2 separate regions of the Homo sapiens genome follow, and region 2 is linked to region 1. The links are chromatin loops, found by intact Hi-C in ENCODE. Cell type or tissue: HepG2. All regions are shown on one strand. Links, peaks and the distances in the headings refer to the core of each region. The heading gives the core; the rest is flanking DNA. Region 1 has its middle 89 kb from the start of LINC02815. Region 2 overlaps LINC02815 (long intergenic non-protein coding RNA 2815).

Region 1 (9,565 bases), core at 1,139-9,138:
ACCAGCCTCTGCTCAGCCCTTGAAAGGGAAGCTGGGCACTCACCACACTCAGTAAGCTGAACAAGAGCAGGCCGTGAGGCTGCCAAGCCCTCCAAGGATAAAGCATGAGCCCTGGGGCAACTGGGCATGTGCTGGAGATAGCTGGCTCAAGGCCAGTGCCTCTTCAGTGCTGGAAACTGTTGACTCAAGATTCGTGCGTCACCCAGCCCTTGGGGGTGGGCCGGGGACCATGACTCTGGCAAGCTCACAGAGTGCCTGAGATTGAAGCTGCTGTGCATGGTGGCTGCTTTATGTTCCTGCAATAACTAACAGGGACCAAAGCTGAAAGCATTCTGTGTATGGGCTGATGGTGGCTGGAATATACATTTGGAGGTTTGAACCTAGCCTTTTCAAAAACAAAACCAATCAAATAAAGCAACCCCTCCCCATCACCTGAGGACTCTTCACAAGCTTTCTGGTAGGTTCCAGGAGTTTCTGATCCCCCAGGCTGAGGCATTACTTGGTGGTTATTAACCTCGTGCAGAGCAAAATGAAATGCAGACCCTGAGGTCCTTTGGGAGACTTAGAACCTTAGCCGAAGTTCCAGAGATCCTGGGGCTGCTTTTCTGAAGTTCCAGTTTCTTCAGCAAAGTTGCTCCCAATTTCTCAAATAGTGGATACACCTCTGCAGAGTGGCTGTCAGTCTTAGAAAGTGTAAGACATGCCTGGAGAACTTGTTAAAAGTTCAGATTCTACACACCTAACAGAATGGCAACAATTCAGAACACTGACAACACCCAGTGCTGGTGAGGATGTGGAGAAACAAGAATTCATTCACTGCTGGTGGGAATGCAAAATGGTACAACCACTTTGGAAGACAGTTTGGTGATTTCTTACAAAACTAAACATATTCCTCCCATATGATGCAGCAATTGTGTTCCTTGGTATTTACCCAAATGAGTTAAAAACTTCTGACCACACAAAAGCCTTCACACAGATGTTATAGCATCTATCTATCTATCATCTATCTATCTATCAATCTAATTATCATCTACCAATCTATCATCTATCAACTATCTATCTATCTAATCTATCTATCATCTATCATCTATCATCTATCTATCTATCTATCTATCTATCTATCTATCATCTATCATTCCATCATCTGTCTATGTATCTATGTATCTATCATCTATGTATCTATCATCTATCTAGGTATCTATCATCTATCTATGTATCTATCATCTATGTATATATCATCTATCTATCATTCCATCTATCATCCTATCTATCATCTATCTATCTATCATCTATGTATCTATTTCTCTATCTATCATCTATCTATATATCATCTATCTATCATCCCATCTATCATCTAGCTATCTATTGTCTGTCTATCTATCATCTATGTATGTATGTATGTATGTATGTATGTATGTATGTATCTATCTATCTATCTATCTATCTATCTATCTATCTATCTATCATCTTCTCTCTCTCTGTATCTCCTATTGACTATTTCTCTAGTGAACCTTGATTAAAAAATTGCTCTTAAAAAATCATGTTTTTTTTTTAAAGTTTATATGACTGGGATCTTCTCACCACCCACAAGAAATTTCAATTCAGCAGTGCTGGAGCTGGGCCTGGGAATGCACATTTTGAAGATCTTCCTCTATTTTCTGATGCCAGTGGCATGTGGGTCACCCTCAGAGAAGCAAAACCTCAGAGCTTCTTCCTGTAACTGGCAGAGACAGAAAGAGCTACAATGTGAGGTCCCCCTCCCATGGGACTCTCATTTTCCCCCACCCCACCCCAGCAACTGAGATGGGCTGTGTACCCTGGACTGGGGGGCAATGCAAGACATTTTGGCTTCTCATGCTCCTAGCTATGGCCTTCCTATCTTTTGCATCAGATAGATCATGTGGTAAACTAGGGAGAAGACTTGTGGGTGTTTCATCTACCCGGCAAGAGACTTCCTCCTGGCAAAGGCCGGATGATTGCAATGACCTTCTCTTTCCCGGCTGCTCTTGGACTGCAGGCTTTCCCCCTCTGCAGCACTTCTTTATGCAACTGACCACACAGTCTTCCTCTCACAACTTTTCGTTACATCATCTCCTTCCTCAAGAACCCTCCCTGCCCCACTACTGCCTTTAAGATCAAACCCGAATGCTGATCCCTGTGCAAGCCCCTTGTCTGTCTGCACGTGTCCCTCCTTCCAGTGTGCACGTGCCCCCCACCCCCACCACTGTTTTCCAATACTCCTTAACCCTTGGAGCCCTCAGCACTCAGCTTCAACTTGCCTCTTTCCAATGCTTCTCTGCCTGGCTTCCAGGACTCTTCCAGCTTTGTCAGTGCCAGACCATATTGCAGGGTCATTACCGAGGGGTCCTTCTACTTGAATTTGTTTTAGAGTGTGCTCCTGCCTGCCCTGCCCTGCCTCAGTGAAGGGGCTGGTGTTTATGCAAAGCAGGAAAGCAGAAAGACCAAGAGCACTGGACTCAGCAGACCCGGGTGCAAGGACACATGCAGCCCTTCAGGAGTTGTAAGACCAGGGACAAGTTCCTCAGCTTCTCTGAGCTTTTGTTTCTTTACCATATACATGGGAATAATGGTACCTGTTTCCCAGGACTGTTGGGAGGAGGAAAGTACAATGGTCATGGAGGTGAATGTGTGGAAATTACAAGACACTTCCCCGGGAGTCAGCAGCTGTCCTGCTCAGCTGCCCGAAGCTGGCTTCCGCACTACCGGACAGGCTTGGCTGGTGCATTGGTGGCCAGGCAAGGCACAGAGCAGGCACGAGGGCCAGAGAAGGGGACCACTGTTGTCCTGATGCACAGCCTGGAGGAGGACCTAGAAAACAACACTCAAATATATGAAGTCAGGAGCCAGGAGCAGAGTGTTGGATTGGAGATGTGCAGAAGCAGGTCTGCAGAGCTGAACAGGGACAGGGGCAAGGGACAAGAAAGCAGACAGGGGGGAGAAGGAGGGATGAGGACAGAGAAGGCCACTCCATGTGGCTTAGGGAAGAGCTTCTGGGACATTCTTCATCCAAGGCCAATTCTGTGGCTTAAAACATCACCAGTACAGCCCAAGAACGCATCTCGGAGGTCAGGAGCCCTGGAGAACCTGGAGGCTGGCAGCTCCTCTGTTCTGTCTGGGGGTGGTGTGTTCATGCAGGATTTGAGGAGACTGAATCATGTAATCATGTGGAGCTTTGGCTTTGAAATACTTTCTGTGCCCTGGACGATGACATCTCAAATGTTATTGAAGTTCTTGAAGCCCCCATTCCTCCTCTGTATGACAAGAATCCTAGTGACCACTTCACAGGGTGGTGATAAGATTTCAGTAGATACAGCACAGAAAGTGCTGAGGACAGGGCTGGGCACAGAGGAGGTGATCTTGGTTGTAATCATCATTATTATGCTTATAAAGGCTGCTTAGGCAATGCATGGAAGCTGGAAAGAAGTGGGTCTTCTCTGTACAGAATATGGGTAAGGAAAAAGCTTACTCTCAACATCAAGCGATGCTTCCTCTGGGCTGGAGTGGAAAAGTTGCTCCTGGCCTGCTTGCTTTGGTCTGGGAATGTCTCTGTGGCCTCCAAAAAGCAGATGAGGCTGGAGAGGGTTTCTTTTCTGGGGCAGCCTCTGGAGTTCAGACATTCAGGTTTCCCATCCTTCCCAGGGTGCTTATCTTAAAAACGTGTACCTCAGTCAAGAGATTCACTTCTAATAAGGAGAAGTTGCCAGAGCTGGCCACAGAGGGTGGTGAATGCAAGTGTAGCCCCATGGTGTTATGACAGATACTGGTTTTCATTCATGGTTCCTGGCTAATAACTCCCATAGCCCTCGTTAGTCTTTTATTATAATGTTGGGTGTGTTAGGCCTCACGGGTAGGCTTCAGACCTTCTCCTGCCTTCCTCCCACTCAAATGTTCCCCAGCCTTTCTGACTGTGCATCTTGAGACCTCCTATGAGGGTCCCACCCTGTAAAGCGGGGAAAGGAATGCTGATGTCACGAAGCTTCCATAAAAACCCAAGAGGACAGGGTGTGGGGAACTTCCCCATAGCTGGACACATGGAGGTTCTTGGAGCGTGGCGCTTAGGGAGGGCATGGAAGCTCCGCACCCCTTCCCACATACCTCGCCCTACTCGTCTCTTCGTCTGTATCCTTTGCAATATCCTTTATTATAAACTGGTAAACATAAATGTTTCCCTGAGATCTATGAGCCAATTCAGCAAATTAATCAAACCCAAAGAAGGGCACCCATGATCCCCTCTTGAAGCTGATTGGTCAGAAGTTCTGGAGGTCTGGACTTACGACTGGTGTGTTTGGTGGGGGGGCAGTCTTGGGAACTGAGCCCTCAACCTGTGGGATCTGACACTATCTCCATGTAGATAGTGTCGGAACTCAAATAGAGGACACCCAGCTGGTATCCTCTGCTTGGAGCATGTGGTAAAAAAAACTCACATATGGCCACAGAAGTTGTCTGTGTTTGATGATTGTTGTGGTATGAGAGTAGAGGGGAAGCATAGTTAGAAAGAGTTCTCTCTATACAAACCCCCAGTGGGAAGGTTTGATTGGAAAGGCATGCATGGGCTGGAGGCTGGGCTGCAGGGAAAGACACTTGCATGTGTTGTGGTCATGCTCTCAGCCTGGACACAGGGGCCAGAGGGCTGGCCCTGAAGGGTGGCAGGGCCGCCTGAGGCGGCATCTTACACTCTGCAAACAGATGCCACTCGGTTGCATACATGGGAGCAAAGTCCAGAGAGACTTTTTCTGATCCTTGAGATGGCTCCTTTGTAACTGAAGGAGAAAATGCATTTTAGAGAATTAAAATTTGGAAGTTGGCAGTATCCTACTGGTCAGCACTTGGAAAAAGGAAGTAAGAGAGGGAGGGAGGGAGGGAGGAAAGGAGGCTGGATTGGCTCTTCAACTATGAAACTTTTGACAAGTTCCATCTTGATTTTCACTCCTCTCTTTCCCATGCACTAAAGTTGACATCTAAGATAAATCACAGTGCAATTCACATGGACTCTGAAGATGAGTGTGCTAGACATTTCTTTCACTGCTGTTTGGCTGCTATGCACCCTTACAGGGATTTCTCTGGAGAGGTAGATTTCTCTGGAGAGATTGTAATCAAGTCCTGCTGGCAGAAGATGCTACCATCAGGTGTTTCTTCCTAGTCTAGAATGACATTTAACCCTAGGAAGCATGCAGCTTCTGGGGCGAACCCTGGCCACAGCCTCCTGCCGCTCTGGAGCCTCAGGTGGTAGACGTGCCGAGGTGGCACCTCATCCCACTTAGCACCCGTTTTTGGAACAACATCGTACAGAACATGTGGGCTTTTCTTTCGAAAGCTGTCACTTGGGGAGCAATCTGTGTGTCCTCCTATTATATAGTTTGATGTCTTGTTAGAATAGAAAGATTTCAAAATTAGCATCAACATTTGGGGAGAAATCAAATCTCTTCCATATGCTACTTTGCTTGGGTAGCACCAAAAAAAAAGGCAGAGCTAAGCCCCAGAATGTGTCTCTCATAGCCCCCGCCCCGCGGCCCAAGCAGGTGTGTTCTCAGACGTGCCACCTCCACAGTGGCCTAATTTCAGCTTCTATGGCTGCTCCCTGCTCTTCATCCCCATGTTCTCTCTTCCCCCATCATCTGGCTCTGTTCCCCCTCTGCTCTTGCTTCCCTTGCTGATGCACCGTTGCTGATGCGGTGGCATTGTAACTTGAAGGCCAGCAATCTGAGACCCCCCTCCTCACTCCTGGGCTCTCTCCCTCATGCTGATTCTTACGGGAGGAAGGGCTGGGAATTGGTCAACGTGCCTCTGATCTGGCCACACCCTATTCTCCAGGGAGCCTTGTCAGGCCTTGCCTCACCCTAAACATAAAAACAAATGACGCTGACCTCAAAGTCAAGGCTTCCATAGAACTCTCAGATTAGAGAGCGAATATTCCCAGATCAAAGTAGGCACAACTCTTTTATGGACCACTCTCGGCAGTGAAGGATTCTGTTCTCTGACTCATTCATTGGAATCTTTGCAACTTGTTCAACTGCATATCCTACAGACAGGTCTCTGGGCATTTCATGGTGCCCTGTTGGCCAGAAAAAAGACCTTAGACCTTGACCTTTTTTGTTTTAACTGAATAATCTCCTGGGTCTCATCTAAGTAAATATTTTTCTTGTTCACGAAAGTTCCTGTGGTGAGCAGTGAATTCTCATACAAAAAATACTATCAAGCAAGGATTTCTTGCCTTCTAGGAAATCATCATTTTATCCAGGTTGATCTATCTTGGAAGATTACCAATTAGTCCTAACCATAAAAAAAATCAGTAAAATGCTTCCCTTTTGGCCTTTCATGCTGCCAGAGCAGATAAACTTCACCTCCCAGGGTCCAAGCACCGAGTACTGGCCTTGGGCTCTTTTTTTAGTACCTTGAGACCAAGGAAAACAAAGCAAATTCAGAATGAATAAAAATGATTTCATATATTATAATATATCATATTAATAGAGTGAAGTAGAAAAGTATGTTCTTTTCTTAATATACACAGAAAGAAAGAGACAATATTCAACATCAATGAGTTCTAAATCATTGGTAGCAAACTTGAAATAGGACAGAGCTTCCTTTTTGGGGCCCTTTGTCTTTGGCTCAGATTAATTCATTGAATCAAATAGCTGACACCTTGGAGATTTTGTAAGTCTGAGGTCAAGTGAGTGCCAGTGGAGAGGGAAGACGGACAAAAATAGGAGGGGGCAGAAGCCATCCAGGGTAGTTGTAAATTCCAGGCTTACCTCCGGGCTCTCAGGGGTCTCACTGGCATATTGAAGAAAATCAAAATATTTCATCCCAAAATATATTTCTTTGACACATTTTGAGATTGCTGTTCACAGAGCCCGCATACAGAAGCAGCCCTGCAAGGCTGTCATTTGTGGGGAAATTTGCACCTGCAGAGAATCTGATTGACGCAGCTGTCTCGGAGGCCCTCACTTGTCTGGATCTAGGAAAGATTAACTGAGGTTCTTTTTTAAAGAACTGACATCTTTAAAGATCTGAAAGAAACATTCACCATCTATGCTTTCTGAGGGCTGCTACCTGTGGGGTTTCTTGTATGTAACAAGGTGACCTTTGCTAGCCAGGCCTCCTCTTCTCCCCCTTCCATAACCTGTGTTGTCACCATAACCTGTTGCACCTCCAATGCTTGTTTTTGGTCATATTCTGAGTCTTCTTGTCTCTGTAACCTCAAGATGTACCCCACTGGGTGGCTGGGTAATCACTTTGTGATTTTCTCCTCTGTGCATGTTAGTAACTTTGTCTGCCTTTTCTCTTACTGATCTGCCTTTTGTCAGTTGATTTTTCAGCAAACCTTCAGAGAGCGAAGGGAAAGTTTTCCCTTGACCCCTACAATGTTAAGGTGGCACTGAGACACTGGCCAGTAGGGGCACCTCTCCTGGCCTCCCTCTTCTCCCCAGCATCTTGCATTGTCACAGTCCTAGCTTCTGTTCCCGACTAGTGGGACTGGAAAAAATGTGGGAGCAGCTTCAAGCCTGTTCTTCTCTCCTGTCCTGTATATGAGTGAGGGCACCAGGGCAGCCAGGCAGGATAGACTTTCATTTCTCTCTCACAGAACAGTCCAGAGGCAGGGCGGTCCTGGCAGGTTGGCTGGATGCATGAGGCCATCCCAAGACCCCAGCTCCTCCCCTCTTGATGCTCTGTCATCCCCTGGGTGGCTCACATCTGCACCTGCAGCCCATGGGAAGCACAGGGGGAGTAGAGGATGCCCCCTTCCTTTGTAAGAGATGGTACCTAGGAGCTGTCCTGGTCTACTTCTGCTCAGATCCCATCAGCTGGAACTCAGACAATGCCACACGCAGCCCCCAGGGAGACTGGGAGTGCTGGTCTCCAGCTGGGAAGCTGTGTGCCCTGCTGACCCCCTATTGAAGGAAAGAATGAGAGAATGGAGACAAGCACAGCCAGCCACTCCCTCCCTCCCAGCTCAACTCGGACCCCGCTTTCCACGGGAGTTCTGGGCTTGGGCCCCTTCCCAGTGCTCCTGCATGCCAGTGTCTGCGTCTGAGGGCCCCACATCCCCGCAGGTCCCGATTTGAGGGGCTAGCCACTCCCTTGGCTTCTGTTCCAGATTACTTAGTAGAGTTATGACACTCCTCCTGGCTGCCAGCTGCTGGCCCGAGCTTTGGGATGATCAGCTGAGGTCCTGGCACCTGGCCCTGCCTATGTGTTGGCAGGGGCATCCTGCACTAGCAGGCCACATTAGGGGAGGCTGCCCACCTCTCACTGCCCATCCTGTTGTAGCAACCCCCTGCCCCTGGGAGTCAGGCTCAGTTCTCCTCCCTTGGGCTCTACTCAGGTGGGCACAGATGAGAGGGCACTTCAAAGGGCACAGGAAAGGGTAATGGAAGGAAAAGTGGGCCTGGAGTGAGCCCAGAGTCCCAAAGCCCTCTGTCCCCTTCGATTCTTTGTCTGCACAGGAAACCAGAGGGTGAGAAGGACAACTAGGGATACGGGCTGACTGCGATTGTGAAGACCACGCTTGCCCACTCCCCAGGCTGCCACTGAAGGGCCAGGCCTCTTAGATGAAGGCTCAGAACGTAGGAGCTGAAAGAGACCTCAGCTCCTCCCCTGTGCAGCAGTGCTCAAGTGCTCTACCCAGCCTTGTGTTCAGGAGCCGCCTGCAGGTGCAAGGGAAGGAAAGGGACACCCTAGACAAGGCTGGTCAAGGTTGTCCACCCCACCTCCCCTTTGCTGCCAGAGTATTTCTTTCTTATCTGTTATGTGTTTGGGGGTTGTGTGCAATTATTTCACTTACTAAAAAGGATCCCACTGGTGGGAGGAAAAGAGGACTTGAAAGCCACTGATCCAGGACAAAGCCTTCCTTTTATACTTTTTTTCCTTCCTTCCTTCTTTCCTTCCTTCCTTCCTCCCTTTTTTCCTTCCTCCCTTCCTTCTTTCCTTCGTTCCTTCCTTCCTTCCTTCCTTCCTTCCTTCCTTCCTTCCTTCCTTCCTTCCTTCTCTATCTTCTTTCTTTCTTTTTCATATAACCCACAAACATCCTTCCATATACTTAAATTTTTTTCCAGACGAGGTTCTGCTATGTTGCCCAGGCTGATCTTGGATTCCTGGCCTCAAGTGATCGTCCTGCCTCAGCTTCCTGTGTAGCTGGGATTACAGGTGCCTGCCACTGCACTCAGCTTCTGTGTTTTGAACAGGCTCCATTGGTGATGCAGATGCTGCCTATGGGACCTGTGATGGTTAATTTTATAAGTCAACTTGTCTGGGCCATGGTATCCAGATAGTTTGTCAACTATTATTATTATTATTTTAATACAGCATTAAATTTTAATTTTTAATTTTAATTTTTTTTGAGACAGGGTTTTGCTATGTTACTCAGGCTGGAGTGCAGTGGTGTGATCATGGCTCACTGCAGTCTGGACCTCCCAGGCTCCAGGGATCCTCCCACCTCAGCCTTCCAAGTAGGTGGGACCACAGGCACGTGTATCACCACACCCAGCTAATTTTTGTATTTTTGGTAAAGACGAGGTTTCACTATGTCACCCAGGCTGGTCTCAAC
Region 2 (9,565 bases), core at 1,117-9,116, 82 kb before region 1:
GTTTACAGCGTGGTTTACTGAATATTTTAAGTCTACTGGTGAGACCTACTGCTCAGAAAAAAAGATTCCTTTCAAAATATTACAGTTCATTGGCAATATGCCTAGTCACCCAAGAGCTGATGGAGATGTTGTTTTCATGCCAACTAACATAATATTCATTCTGCAGCCCATGGATCAAGGAGTCATTTTGAACTTCAAGTCTTATTATTTAAGAAGTATAGTTTGTAAGGCAAAAGCTGACATAGATAATGACTGATTGATTGATATAGGCAAAGTAAACTGAAAACCTTCTGGAAGGGATTCAGCATTGTAGATGCCATTATGGACATTTGTTTTCACAGTTAAGACATATGAGAGAGAAAAAAAAGAACATTTGTGATTCATAGAAGGAAGTTAAAATATCAGCATTAACAGGAGTTTGGAAGAAGTTGATACCAATCCTCATGGATGACTTTGAGGCTTCAAGACTTTCATGGAGGAAGTAACTGCAGATGTGGAAATAGCAAGAGAACTAGAGTTAGAAGTAGAGACCAAAGATGTGATTGTATTCTTGCAATCTCATGATAAACGTTCAGTGGGTAAGGAGTTGCTTCTTATGCAGGAGCAAAGAAAGTGGTTTCTTGAGATGAAATCTACTCCCAGTGAAGATTCTGCGAACATTGTTGCAATTACAACAAAGGAATTAGAATATTATGTAAACTTAATTGATAAGGCAGCAGCAGGGTTTGAAAGGATTGGCTACAATTTTGGAAGAAGTTCTACTGTGAGTAAAGTGGTATCCAACAGCATCACATGCCACAGAGAACTCTTTCGCGAAAAGAAGAGTCAATCAAAGTGGCAACCTTCATTTTTGTCTTATTTTGAGAAATTGCCACAGCTACCCCAGCCTTCACTAACCACCACTCTAATCGGTCAGCAGCCATCAACATCCAGGCAAGACCCTCCACCAGCAAAAAAATTATGACTTCATCAACACCCAGGCAAGACCCTCCACCAGCAAAAAGATTATGACTCGCTGAAGGCTCAGATGACCATTAGCTTTTTTTTTTTTTTTTTTTTTTTTTGAGACAAAGTCTCGCTCTGTTGCCTAGGCTGGAGTGCAGGGGCATGATCTCGGCTCACTGCAACCTCTGCCTCCTGGGTTCAAGCAATTCTCTGCCTCAGCCTCCCGAGTAGCTGGGATTACAGGCGCCCACGATCACACCTGGCTAATTTTTTTGTATTCTTAGTAGAGACAAAGTTTCACCATCTTGACCAGGCTGGTCTTGAGCTCCTGACCTCATGATCCACCCACCTTGGCCTCCCAAAGTGCTGGGATTACAGGAGTGAGACACTGCACCCGGGTGATCATTAGCATTTTTTAGCAATAAAGTTTTTGTTGTTGTTATTTATTTTTTTAAGAGTCTAAGTCTTGCTCTGTCACCCAGGCTGGAGTGCAGTGGCATGATCATAGCTCACTGCAGCCTTGAACCTCTGGGCTCCCACCTCAGCTTCCTGAGTAGCTAGGACTATAGATGTGCACCACCACGCCTGGCTAATTTTTTTTTTTTTTTTTTTTTTTTTAAGAAACAGCATCTCACTATGTTGCCCAGTCTGTCTCCGACTCCTGGCCTCAAGCGATTCCCTCACTTCAGCTTCCAAATTGCTAGGATTACAGATGTGAGCCGCCACACCTAGGAAGCTTTTTCTAATTAAGATATTTACATTTTTTTAAGATGCAGTGCTACTGTACACTTAAGAGACTACAGCATAGTGTAAACATAACTTTTATATTGCACTGGGAAACTAAAAAACAATTGGTGACTCACTTTATTGTGATACTCTCTTTATTTCAGTGGTGTGGAACTGAACATGCACGATCTCCGAGGTAGGCCTGGGTGGGGATATCTTGCAAGACAGGACTGATCTCCTGTTTAAAGGCATCTCCCAAAACTCCTATTTTTATATTCGGATTGTGCTTTAGACATGTCAGAGATCAACTCGACCTGTCAGAATGAAGACAGGTGTGTTTTTGACCCTGAGCTGAAATGCCTCCTTCCCACTTTTAGGCCCAGAGGATGTGGACTATAAGTGAAGCGATACCCTAACCCTTCGGAGGTGCTGTACCCAGGCCTTTCACCTCTGTGCTCCTCAGTCTTTCTGGGGAGGAATGACATGGCTGCTGAGGCCCCTTCCCCTCAGGCCATCTCTGGCTCTGAAGGCCGAGAGCTTTGGAAGGAAGTTGAGCACCAGGGATCCAGAGCCTGCCTTCCTCGGAGGGGCTCATTGTCCTCCTGCGAAGCCAGATGGTTCACGTGATGGGGAGAGTGGCTGAGAGGATACAAGTGGCACGGGGAGGGGGTGGTCACCAGCCATCTCAACACAAGGGAAAGGCTGCGGGTATTGACTTGTCCTTTCTTTTTCAAATTAACTTTTTGTTTTTAATTATTATGGGTACATAACAGTTGCTTGTATTCATGGGGTACCTGTGATGCTTTGATACAGGCATGCAATGTATAGTGGTCAAGTCAGGGTAATTGGAGTATCCATCACCTGAAGCATTCATCATTTCTGTGTGTTAGGACATTCTAATTTCACTCTTTTAGTTATTTTAAAATATACAATAAATTATTGTTACCTATGGTCACTCTATTGTGGTACTGAATACTAGATCTTACTAATTCTATCTGACTATAGTTTTGTACTCGTTAACCATCCTCACTTATCCCCCCGCCCCACTACTACCCTTCCTAGCCCCTGGCAACCATCATTCTCCTCTATCTCCGTGAGTTCAAGTTTTAAAATTTTTATCTCCACATAAGTGAGAAAATGCAAAATTTGTCTTTCTGTGCCTTGCTTATTTCACTTAACATGACTTGTCTTTTCTCCTTAAAATCTCTCAGAGCCAGAGAACTTCTAAGGATGGCAGGAACCTTAGGGACTGTCTAGTCTAGTGGCCCCAAAACTTAGTAATGTGCCAGAATCATTACCTGTGGGCTTTACGAAGGGGGATTTCTGAGGAAGCAGAGTTCCAGGGATACAGCCTGGTTCTGAGGGCTGAGCCAGTGTGGCTCTGGGCCAGCTGAGCCACTTGGACACCATGGGAGTGAGGTGCTCAAGGGCACAAGTTTTACAGCCAGAGTGGATTTACCACTTGCCAGCTAGAACCTAAGACAAGACACTTAGCCTCAGTGTCCTCATCTGTGAAATAGGGAGAACAGCACTTAACACTTCACAGGGCTGTGAAGATGCTGTGTGGATGATACTTTGTGTGATACTATTTGAGATACTATGCATGATGCTATGTGTGGGATATTAGGTATGAGAGAATATGTGTAACACTGTGTGAGATACTCTGTGTAATACCATATGTGAGATAGATACTAAGTGAGATACTATGTGAAATAGTCTGCGTGATACTATATGTATGATACAGTGTGTGAGATATGATGTGTGATGCTGTGTATGAGATACTCTGTGTAATACTGTGTGTGGTGCCGTGTGTGATGCTGTATGTAAGGTACTCTGTGATACTCTGTGAGATGCTGTGTGTGAGATACTTTGTGTGATGCTGTATGTGAAGTTACTCTGTGATACTGTGTGTGAAATACTCTGTGATACTGTGTGATGCTGTGTGTGAGATACTCTGGGATACTGTGTGTGATGCTATGTTTGAGTTACCCTGTGATACTCTGTGTGATACTGTGTGTGATGTGGTGTATGAGATACTCTGGGATACTGTGTGTGATGTTTTGTTTGAGTTACTCTGTGACACTCTGTGTGATACTGTGTGTGAGATACTCTGGGATACTGTGTGTAATATTCTGTGTGAGATACTCTGTGATACTCAGTGTGATACTGTGTGTGAGATGCTCTGTGATACTCTGTGTGATGCTGTGTGAGATATTCTGTGATACTCTGTGTGATACCCTGTGGGAGATGCTCCGTGATACTGTGTGTGATGCTGTGTGTGAGCTACTCTGTGGTACTCTGTGCAACACCCTGTGTGAGATGCTCTGTGATGCTGTGTGTGATACTCTCTGTGTGATGCTGTGTGTGATACTGTGTGTGATGCTGTGTGTGATACTCTCTGTGTGGTGCTGTGTGTGATGCTGTGTGTGATACTCCGTGGTACTCTGTGCAACACCCCGTGTGAGATGCTCCTTGATGCACCACAGTGTGTGAGCCACTGTGCACCGCGTGTGAAGGGCTGGGCATGGCGTTTGTGCATGGTGAAGGTTGTCATCTGCTGCTGCTCCATGGAAAGCGTGTGGGGGAAGATGCCATCAAGACAGACAGGTGCCCTGGTTGTCCTGCGTTCTGTCCTCAGAGGAAAGTGAGCTGCTGTAAGAAGTCTTATCATGTGAGTCTGGACACAGAGGGAGTGATTTTGTGTTCCCAGAGGAACCCTTGCTCTGGATGTATTGCTTGAGGAAGTGGCCCAGGACTCCCAGTGCTGTCAGCGGAGCCACTGGCAGGGCTCAGGGTTATCTGCCCCTCACCTTCAAATGCTGCCAACACAAATGGATGGCTTGTTACCTGGGACACCAGACTGCATGGTTGATTAAGTGAAACCGGAGCTTTGTGCCCAGGGAGCAGCTGGAGGTGGGAGGCAGGCGGGAGGGAAGGGTTATGTAAATACGGCTGAATAACGGGCTTGTGTGCTGATGAGATAAGGGCCCAGGACCGCAGCCCACTGAGCAGCGCTGTGCTTCCAGGGTGGTCATGGCCCTGTGGGAAAGTCTGGGGCAGGACACTCCTGGCTCGCGGTGAAGGGCGGATTTCCCTGAGGTGTCTGTGGTTGCTGAGATAATGTCTGGTGACAACAGGACTGAAGTGCAGGGACCAGAGTCCACAAGCAGAGAGGCCTCTCTGCCCTGGCCCTGTTCGGTGGAATACGAAGAAAGTCAGACATGAGCTCTCCCCTCGGAGTTTAAAATCCTAATGAAGCTTAAGTCAAGAATTGTAGGTTATCCAAATCCCGTGTAAACGTTTGTGGGAGTCCCCAAACAAGAGCCGGCATTCGCAGGCTTGGAAGTCGCCCTGGGGGAAGAAACAGCGGGGCCCTGGTGCACACTTGCCCCAGGCCGGCGTCTTCACACCAGTGTCTTTCTCTGGGGCTCACTAAGATAGAGGGCATCACCCTCATTTCATGGACGAGGGAATCGAGGCCCAGGGAGATTAAGTAGCCTCTCACGCGTCCGATCCGGGAGACAGAGCCAGGAGTCAAGTCCTGTCTGTCTGAAGTCAGCACCTATGGGAAGGAAGGTGGGCAAGCGGGGGAGAGGGACCGCTGAGCGAGTGATCAGGTCCACTCCTAAGCGCTCCCCCAGTTCCTGACCCCCACGCTCTTGAGCAGTTCGGAGTCACACAGGGATGCTCCCTGAGGCTCAAGCCAGAGCCTGATGTGCGGGCTCAGTTGTATCCCCCAGAATTTACATGTCCTAACCCCCGGCACCTCAGAATGTATTTGGAGATAGTGTCTTCAAACAGGTAATTAAAGTGGGCCCTCATCCAATCTGACTAGGAAATGAGGACACAGACACACATGGGGAAGACCCTGTGAGGACACGGAAGATGGCCGTCTGCAAGCCGCGGACAGGTCTCTGCAGGAACTGAGCCTGCCGGCACCTGCGTCTCAGACTTCCCGCCTCCAGAGTCGCGAGGAAATAAGCTGTGCTTAAGCTGCCCGGTCAGTGGTGCTCGGTTCAGCCTGATCGACTCATACACCAGCTTGCACCAAAAGGCAGGCAGACGACACCTCCTGGGGCTTCTCTCCCCTCTGCCACAGATGCTGACGTTACACTGTTTGGGGGTGGTCTTGGATATGAATGTGACAGGAATTCAGAGGCGTGGAAGCCACTTGGGATCAGAAGCGTGGGAGGAGGCTTTAGAGAGCAGGATGATGAGGACTGAGTTGAGGAGAGAAGAGAGCAAGCCTTCCCGGCGGGGTGTCAGCTTGAGCAAGAACCCCGAGGGGGCCTACGATTGGGGCATGAGAATAAGGGGGTTCGGGCCAGGAGTGTGCAACGATGCCGGGCTGATGGAGTGCCTCAGGAGCTGGTGCTGGTGCGGCTGGGGAAAGCCACGTTTAGGAGCATGGCCCAGCACACAGCAGAGGCTGTTTGAGATCAGAAGCAGCCTCTGAGAGGAGGACTCAGGGGTGTGTGATTGATGAGGGCACAGGTCCCAAGAGGAACCAGCAAGGGATGTTGGAAGTGGGAAGGGAAGGAGGAAGCCAAGCAAGGATTTGCATCCAAAGTTCCAGCTGCAGCGAGCCCACAGAGCAATTTTGGAGTGCAAACCACATCTCAGTTTTGTTTCCGTTCAAGCAAGAGAGCTGGGTTTTTACACTTTGGCACCCATCAGGCATCGGCTAAGGGTCGCCTCGTGGCAGGTGTGGGTGGGATGCAGGTAAACTCTCCAATAGCTCACAAGTAGCATGTATGGGCCACTGCAGGCAAGAGCATGCAAAAGCTGTGTAATGGGCTCACAAACAGTCAGAGGGGTCCTAGGGGACCTGAGCAGAGGACCAGTGGGGTCAGCTACAATCCACCCCCTGCAACTGCTCAGCTATGCTTGCATCTCACACCAAGCTCACTCCTCCTGGTCGGGGCTCCTTCAAGATGGTGGCTTGTCACAAATCCTAAGGAAATACTTAAAGGAGGAAGATTAGTGGGACAAGTTATAGCCTCTGCTGCTGAAATGACTCCTGACACCGTAACTGATATTTATTGTGCCCCGCCTCTGCCGTCGCTGTAGATTCCCTGCCTCCTTCTCCTGCACTTCTGCTGCTCTCCGTGGGTTGCCTGGTGGCCTGACAGACCTTTACCCCCGAGGGGTCTGCACCCCTACTTGCCGTGCTCTCATCAGGCTGTGGTGTTGCACTTGCCCATTCCCAGTCAAAACTAGGTGAGAGAACGCCTAGACACGTCCCTGTGAAATCAGCCCAGTTTTCCAACAAGCCAGATGCCCACAGAACTGAAGCTTGAGAAACTTACATTTGTACAATGAAAGGAATTGGCTGCTGGTTGACCAACTCTTCTTCCTTGTCCCTCCTGATATTTAAATCCCTCACTTTAGTTGAGGGGAGGGGGCACGGCAGGATAGATTTGAGGTTTGGCTCCCATCTCTCCAGCTGATGTCACCTATAAAATAATAAAGCCTTCTTCCCTGGCTTGTCTCAGTGATTAGCTTTCTGTGTAGCAAGCAACAGTAACACCAGTGGATCCCGTGAGTTCCTTCTTAGTGTGGCTCCAGTCCCATCTCTTCATAACAACGTGGGCCAATGATTACCAGGAGATGGTAACTCTTTTATTTACCTGCTGATCTTCTGTACAAAGATGCTCTTCTGTCAGCTTATCATAGGACATGCTGTCAAGTCCATAGGTGCAATCTAAGGTGGACGCCATATCTTTAGGTTTAGTGGGACTCTTACTATGTTCCTGCTCTGGGACTCATGATCTCTAGAATCATAGAACCTAAGTTACAGGGATGAGAAGCACAACTCCCCAAATGGACTACTGGGGATGATAATGAGTGGGACCACTTCTCCCTCCGCCCCTTGGTTCTTGGTTGCTAAAGGAGCCTCCATTCTTTTCCCACTTTCAAATCTATATTCCACACTACTGCTGAAATAATCTATCTAAAGTGTAAATCTGATAATGCCTGTCCCTTTACTTATTGGAAAATAGTAACAGCATCAGACAATGGCCATTGGCTTAAAATATATACCACATCCTGAAAGACCACACACCAGCTTCACAATGTTAGTGCCTCAGCAGCTCCTGCAAGAGCCTGATCCAAGGCCCTCTCAGGCTGGCACCTTCTGGAGAAAGCAGGATGTGTCAGGATCAGTGAATATTGTGGTTTTATGCCCTTTCCTATACCTTCTTTGCCATAAAGTGGATTTCTTGGCCTAAGACGATGTTATATGGGATCTCAAGTTGGTAAATCAGACACTCTGTAGGTCTCTGGTTAGTGGTGCTACTGAGGCACTGAGGGCAGGAAAGGTGAATTCACACCTGGAATGCATGCCAATTTAGAACAGAATGAATCACCGCCCTTTCCCAGGTAGAAGGTGTCTTATGTAATCCATTTGCCACCAAGTGGTTGGTTGGTCTCTTCAGGGATGGTATCATCTGGAGGACTCTTCTGGACACTGATGTTGACAGACTGGACATTCAGTGGCAGTCATTAGATCAGCTTTGTGAGTTGGGGAGAGCCCATGCATGATGTTGGGCCCTCCATAGCCTCCATCCTTGCCACCATAGCGACTCCATTTATGGGCCCATTGTATAAGCACTAGGGTAGTTGAAGATCAAACTTGTCTGATACCCATGGGCTGAATGTGCCAGTCCATTTGGTTGCCTAGTGCCTCTTATATATTGGATGCTTTTCAGTGGACACTAACATGAAACACCAAGATCCTTACACCTTGTGCCCAGTCCCAGAGGTCCATCTACAGCTCCTTACCCAGATCCCCTTGTGCAAATCTTCCAATATTGCTTCTTCCAGGTCGCTGACCAACCAACCAAACCATTTCCTATTTCCCAGGAGTTCAGGCATATCCTTATCCCAGGCTGTCTCTTTTTCCACCCAGAGTGGCTGACCCATGGCACTGGCCATTGGGAGAATCTCCTCTCACTGCAGGCTTTTGATATCATCCCTCAGTGTGGCTGCGGTAAAGCAATCATCCATTTTAGGCTCTCACTGACATGTAACGCCAATCTGTTTTTGAACCAGGCCTAATTTTTTCCCCTCTTCTGCCAGCTGGTCATAGGACATGCTATTCAAGTCCATAGGTATAAGCTAAGGAGGAAGCATTGGTGCATCAGGGACAATGACCTGGGAGCCAGAGCCACTTGTCTGTGCAGCTTACTCATACCTCTGCACCTGCTTGGGGCCAGTATTTAGATGTAGCACTCTCATTGGATGATGGGCTGCTGTTCCACCCTACCTTATGGCTTGGTGGATCTCACAGTACCCAGCTAATGATGGGCAACTCCATTCACACAGTCACCTGATGTCCCATGATTAGATGCTCTGTCTCTACCCAGGTCCAATAGCATGCTAGGGGCAGTCTTTTGAATGGTGCAAAATTCTCTGAACATAATCGGCCTATTTCTCAAGGCTCTTCCAGTTTCTAACCTTTGGTGGCCTTTGAGCTGTTCTGAGTCTGTCCAGGGACTGCTCATTGAAGCTAACTTGAAGGCCTAATTTTCGCCAAAAAGCAGGCAGAGGCCCCATTCCAGTACTCTAGGGGTCTGTGCTGTGAGTGTCCTATCGGAGATTTCCTGAGGCTCGACATGATATTACTGTCCATCAAAGATACCTTCAGTATGATAAGATCTTCTAGGTTTTGGTGGGTTATATGGCCCAAGTAGCCTGGACCTGTTGCAGGGCTCTGTCTTACTCACTGACCCACTCAAGACTGAGTGCCTTCTGTGTCACCTAATAATGGGCCAGAGAAGTATTTTCAAGTGCCATGTATGCTGCCTATAAACCCTGAAGAATCCTACCAAGCACTGTGCTTCTTTCTTAGCCGTGGGAAGTACAAGCTGCAATAACTTGTCCTTTACCTTGG

The links. Hi-C counts contacts between places; a loop is a spot of excess contacts. Peaks named below come from ENCODE experiments on the same cell type or tissue, not always from the same donor. Only the 100,000 strongest peaks of a DNase experiment are listed, where the experiment ranks them.
Region 2: a loop joins it to region 1, with 9 times the contacts of the local background. A loop is called at or near these places in 4 of 110 quality-filtered maps.

The regions. Positions count from the first base shown.
Region 1 is chr1:229,060,960-229,070,524 of GRCh38, reverse strand. No RefSeq gene overlaps it. Among named protein-coding and RNA genes, the nearest start is that of LINC02815, 89 kb to the left of the region's middle. In HepG2, for the core only: no CTCF peak of the experiment used is centred there; a DNase peak (open chromatin) is centred at 5,984.
Region 2 is chr1:229,143,431-229,152,995 of GRCh38, reverse strand. The region is part of intron 1 of LINC02815 (long intergenic non-protein coding RNA 2815); the gene reads left to right. Among named protein-coding and RNA genes, the nearest start is that of LINC02815, 6.5 kb to the left of the region's middle. In HepG2, for the core only: no CTCF peak of the experiment used is centred there; a DNase peak (open chromatin) is centred at 4,725.